Regions from separate parts of the Homo sapiens genome. Here region 1 is linked to region 2. Evidence: chromatin loops called from intact Hi-C (ENCODE). Cell type or tissue: HepG2. All regions are shown on one strand. Links, peaks and the distances in the headings refer to the core of each region. The heading gives the core; the rest is flanking DNA. Region 1 overlaps UST (uronyl 2-sulfotransferase). Region 2 has its middle 80 kb from the start of TAB2-AS1.

Evidence for each region. Peaks named below come from ENCODE experiments on the same cell type or tissue, not always from the same donor. Only the 100,000 strongest peaks of a DNase experiment are listed, where the experiment ranks them.
Region 1: a loop joins it to region 2, with 11 times the contacts of the local background. A loop is called at or near these places in 2 of 110 quality-filtered maps.

What each region holds. Positions count from the first base shown.
Region 1 is chr6:149,027,764-149,030,690 of GRCh38, reverse strand. The region is part of intron 7 of UST (uronyl 2-sulfotransferase); the gene reads right to left. It overlaps UST-AS2 (UST antisense RNA 2), which reads left to right. Exons shown (of 2, transcript NR_134599.1): 2 at 2,911-2,927. Among named protein-coding and RNA genes, the nearest start is that of UST-AS2, 3.4 kb to the left of the region's middle. In HepG2, for the core only: a CTCF peak has its summit at 1,668 (motif pointing left); a DNase peak (open chromatin) is centred at 1,650.
Region 2 is chr6:149,175,683-149,178,609 of GRCh38, reverse strand. No RefSeq gene overlaps it. Among named protein-coding and RNA genes, the nearest start is that of TAB2-AS1, 80 kb to the left of the region's middle. In HepG2, for the core only: no CTCF peak of the experiment used is centred there; a DNase peak (open chromatin) is centred at 1,409; H3K27me3 peaks cover 343 bases.

The sequences.
Region 1 (2,927 bases), core at 177-2,676, 150 kb after region 2:
GAGCCTGGGACATGGCTGCTGAAAAAAAAAATCTTTATAGAGAATATCGATGGTAAATGAACCAATAGCAAATTGAAGTCCTGTTTTCATCAATGATAATTGAGTTTTTAAAAACAATCATCTATGATGATTCCTAAACTCATGTTTCTTAGTGAACAGACAGATACGTTGGACAGAGATAAACTATATATTTAATTTTAATTTTTTTTTTTTGGTAGAAACAGGATCTTGCTGTTGCTCAGGCTGGTCTTGAATTCCTAGGCTCAAGTGATCCTCCTGCCTTGGCCTCCCAAGGTGCTGGGGTTACAGGTATAAGCCACAGTGCCCAGCCTAGATTTTATTTTTAAGCTCTTGCCTTTAATGGCAATACATACTATGAATGCTTAGTACTCACTAACTTCTGAATTAATGATTAAATATAAAGAAGAGTTTTAGAGGAATCACAGATTTATGTTTTGTGATGGGCCTGGGGACAGAAGCGTGAATGTCAGTGCTGTCCCTTAGGACTTGGCGAGACTGTGAGCAAGTTGTTCAGCCTCTTTGAGCCTTGGTTTCCTTGTTTAGAAAATGAGAAAAAAAAATTGTCTTCCTCAACTTCAGGGGATTTGTGTAAGAATCAAATGAGATCATCTATATGAAAGTGTTTTATAACTGCATATTGTTATACAAGTAATTATGACTTAGAAACTTACTGATTTTGTGATCTTAAGATGATTGCATCATGTATGAGTGCTATATAATAAGGAGTCTAGTTGTTTGAACATGGGTAGGTGCACACACCACACACACACACACACACACACACACACACACACACACACACAAGATCCAGTGCTGACATTATTAGGATCTGAGCCTGGGACATGGCTGGTGAAAAAAAAATCTTTATAGAGAATATCGATGGTAAATGAACCAATAGCAAATTGGAGTCCTGTTTTCATCAATGAAAACTGAGTTTTTAAAAACAACTTAATTGCCTTCTAAAAATAGCTAATCTGAATTCCTCCTAACCATCATTGTATACTTGGGAGTTTCCAGAATATTTTTGAGTTTTGCTGCAGCACAGAAGCAATAGAAGTGGAAAATAAAAATGGAAATTAAAAATGAAAGAGAGAATTTGTTTAATTCAGGCTTTCTAAAATGTTAGTTTTTAAAACTAAAGCCAGAGTTAGTGGTGTATCTATATAATATATACATTATATATTATATATACATTATATATATAATATATAATGTATATATAATATAATATAATATAATGTATACAATATAATGTATATATTTTATATATAATATATAACATACAATATATACATTATATATTACATATAATTTATATATAATATATAACGTACAATATATACATTATATATTACATATACTTTATATATAATTTAGATATACATGTATATACTTTTAACTCACATAAACTTATTTGATTGCAAAACTCCACCCTCTTCCCCTAGTCTCCACTGGCTTTCATAAAGTGCAGTTTGAACTACTGCAATCAATTGGACTTGGAATCCTTTTCATATCCAAAAATCTCATTTTTAGGCCTCAAATTGGACATAATTGTACATCTGTGTTCAAGCGTTATGTAAACTCCCGTCTGCAGAGCAAAGTCTATTAGGGAACCTAGTGCACTTTCTTGAGAAAATGGAGAGACATCGCCACCTGCTGGACAAAGGTTATTAATTCATTAATTTAGTGTTCTGAAGTACGTAATTCTGCACATGGAAAACAGTTTTTCAAGAGCTGAATCTTAGGAATCTTACTTAAAAAAACTCTATTATCATTCTATGTCTATTAAATAACATGGAATATAACAGTCAGCAAAATTCAATATTCAGCATAAGTTAAGGGTAGTTGGCCCCAATAACGTCTCAACAGTGGGTTTCATTTAGTGAAAAGTCTTAGCTCCCTAATATTTCTGGTAAGAGTTCAGGCATAAAAACCTCATTAACTTGGATTATGTGTGTCTTCCAGCCCCTTAGCATGTCACTGTAGTAATATTTCCACTTAACTTATTCCTTGCAATTGTTTCTGGAACAGGCTATTGACTGGAATATAATTGTTCGTTCCTCTCTGCCCAAGTCAGTAATACAGAAATATTGTTTCTTAAAGGCATGAGATTTCCTTGTAATGTATCAGCTGTAACTGGTGAAACAGGTCAAGGATAATCATTTCCTTCATTTGTTCCTTCCAATTTTTTCCTCTTTCTTTCACCTAGAAGTTACAAAGAGAACCTCCAGTCCAGTTTCTCTCAGGGACAGCCCTGTCTCTCCTGTGATGGGCTTGGTGGGCAGGCTAATTACTGAACACTCACCATATAGTAAGGCTGGGCTAAGGACTCTACATGGATTGATCATGCAAGACTCACAAGAACCTATGAAGTACATAAGATTATTTATGCATCTTATCCAGATGGGGAAACTGAGGCTTAGAGGGGCTATACCTTGCCTCTGGTTATGCAGTTAAGTGGAGGAGGGGGTCTAGCATGCGGGCTATCTATCTCAGAGCCTGTGCTCTAATCATTATGACATACTAGGCCGGGCGCGGTGGATCACGCCAGTAATCCCAGCACTTTCGGAGGCCGAGGCAGGTGGCTCACCTGAGGTCAGGAGTTCAAGACCAGCCTGATGAACATGGTGAAATCCCGTCTCTACCAAAAATACAAAAATTAGCTGGGCATGGTAGTGGGAGCCTGTAATCCCAGCTGCTTGGGAAGCTGAGGCAGGAGAATGGCCTGAACCCAGGAGGCAGAGGTTGCAGTGAGCCGAGATCGTGCCATTGCATTCCAGCCTGGACAACAAAAGTGAAACTCTGTCTCAAAAAAAAAAAAAAAAAGATGGGGGGATAACTCAGTGGTAGAGCATTTGACTGCATTATGACATACTGTCTTCTCCACAGGTGTGTGTGTGTGTGTT
Region 2 (2,927 bases), core at 98-2,597:
GATAACTTCCCAATAAAATAGAACCTTAAAAAGGAAGAGCTGCCTGGGAAGCTTTTGTAAATTTGCCTGTGTGTATTCTCAGTGAACAGATCTGCATCCCCAAGATGTTTTTGTAAAGTACAGTTTCACACACCACAGTAAGATCTAGTACTGCTTCCCCGGAGTCCTGGTGCCTGCCCACCTCACTCTTGCCTAACCAAGAACACTACAAGTAGGCCACTCAAATGACTGCTCCCTGAGCTCCTAGAAAGTTCTCCAACCTGTCAAGCTCCCCCACTCTACTAGGGGACCATTAGAGTCTCTTGCTAAAAAACGTCAGCATCATTATGCATCCTGCCACCTTTGTGTTGTTGTTGTTGTTGTTGTTGTTGTTGCTTTTGGACCCAACTCAGTACCTGGCACATAATAGGCATTTGGGGGAATACTTGGCCGGGGGTTGTGGCTCACACCTGTAATCCCAGCACTTTGGGAGGCCGAGGTGGGTGGATCATGAGGTCAGGAGATCGAGACCATCCTGGCTAACATGGTGAAACTCCGTCTCTACTAAAAAATACAAAAAAAAAGGCCGGGCGCGGTGGCTCACGCCTGTAATCCCAGCACTTTGGGAGGCCGAGGCGGGCGGATCACGAGGTCAGGAGATCGAGACCACCCCGGCTAAAATGGTGAAACCCCGTCTCTACTAAAAATACAAAAAATTAGCCGGGCGTAGTGGCGGGCGCCTGTAGTCCCAGCTACTTGGGAGGCTGAGGCAGGAGAATGGCGTGAACCCGGGAGGCGGAGCTTGCAGTGAGCCGAGATCCCGCCACTGCACTCCAGCCTGGGCGACAGAGCGAGACTCCGTCTCAAAAAAAAAAAAAAAAGAGCCAGGCGTGGTGGCGGGTACCTGTAGTCCCAGCTACTGGGGAGGCTGAGGCAGGAGACTGGCGTGAACCCGGGAGGTGGAGCTTGCAGTTAGCCTAGGTCGTACCACTGCACTCCAGCCTGGGCGACAGAACAAGACTCCATCTCAAAAAATAATAACAATAAAAAAATAAAAAAATAAAAAAAATAACAAAGACTCGATTGGATGGAGAATTCTGCCCAGGGCTCACAGAGAAATACAGGAGGTTGGGGGAGGAAGGCGTATAGAGAGGCGGTGAGAGTTGGGTGTGCCATAGGTAAATAAAAGTGTTGGGAGTGGTTAATGTTGATTTCACAGATGAATTAAAACATTTGATAACCCTGTAAATAGACTCCTGTATGTTTATGTAAATGGCACACTTAGCTTGTAGTTACAAGGTGCTAAAATAACTGCACGAAAATGAAAGACTCCATCAGTCAAATGGTTGTTTTGCCTATGTGAAAGTCAAACAAGCAATTGGATTGATTTTTTTTTCTCCTCTGAATTGACCCTTTGTTAAGTGACCTAACACCGTAGTGCAAACTGCCAAGTGAAGGCAGCAGCTGACTGTTGTACTGATTACAGCCTTCCTGGGGTTCCTGTGTGGAAAACGAAGCAAGGTAAATTTGTTAAACCATGATGTGGGCTCAATAAACATTTGTTATTGATTGGGATTGTTTAATCATTGAGGTTATCAGGTAATTATTTATTCTTCCAGGGCATTATATAATTGATTAAAGGGAGAAATCAGTAGAATAAATATGAAAAGTAGGTTCCGTTTTTATCATTTTATGATCTAACTTAAGGGTAATCTTTTATTTTTATTGTAGTAAAGAGAGGCACATTTGAATATCTGTGAATATGCACTACTTAAAGAGCCTGTGGTAGGCTGAAAAATGGCCTCCCAAAGATGTCTAATCCCAGGCACCTGTGATATGATATTAGATTGGTGCAAAAGTAATTGTGGGTTTTGCAATGAAAAGTAATGGCCAAATCCACAGTTACTTTTGCACCAACCTAATACTTTATATGGTAAAGGGATCTCTGCAGACATGATTAAATTAAGGATTTTTGAGACAAGGAGATTATCCTAGATTATCCAGGGGAACCCAAGGTAATCACAAAGTTCCTTTAAATGTGGAGGAGTGTGGTAGAAGGCCAATCAGAGAGAGATGGGAAGATGCAGCAACACTGCCAGCTCTGAAGACGGAAGAAGGGGCCATGAGCCAAGGAATGCAGGTAGCCTCCACAAGCTGGAAAAGGCAAAAACATAGATACTTCCCTAGGACCTCCAAAAGGAGGCAGCCCTGACAACACCTTGTGTGATGGTTAATACTGAGTGTCAACTTGATTGGATTGAAGGATACAAAGTATTGATCATGGGTGTGTCTGTGAGGGTGTTGCCAAAGGAGATTAACATTTGAGTCAGTGGGCTGGGAAAGGCAGACCCACCCTTAATCTGGGTGGATACAATCTAATGAGCTGCCAGCTCAGCTAGAATATAAGCAGGCAGGAAAATGTGAAATCACTGGCCTAGTCTCCCAGCCTACATCTTTCTCCCATGCTGGATGCTTCCTGCCCTTGAAGGTTGGACTCCAGGTTCTTCAGTTTTGGAACTCAGACTGGCTCTTCTTGCTCCTCAGCCTGCAGAGGGCCTACTGTGGGACCTTGCGATCATGTGATTTAATACTTAATAAACTCCCATATATATATATATATGTTCTGTCCCTCTAGAGAACCCTGACAAATACACCCTGACTGTAGGACTCGTTTTGTGCTTCTGACCTCCAGAACTGTAAGATAATGAATTTGTGCTGTTTTTGGCCACTGTGTTTGGTAATTTTCTACAGCAACAATAGGAGACTCATACAGGTGCAAAGGCAGCTCACATTTCCCTCCTGCTCAAAGCAGGAGATTATCCTGGATTATCCGGGGGTCCCAATGTAATCACAGGGTCCTTATAAGAGGGACTCGAGAGGGTCAGAGTCAGAGGAAATGTGACAACAGAGCAGGAGGTAAAGTCAGAGAGAAAGATCTGAAGGTCCCC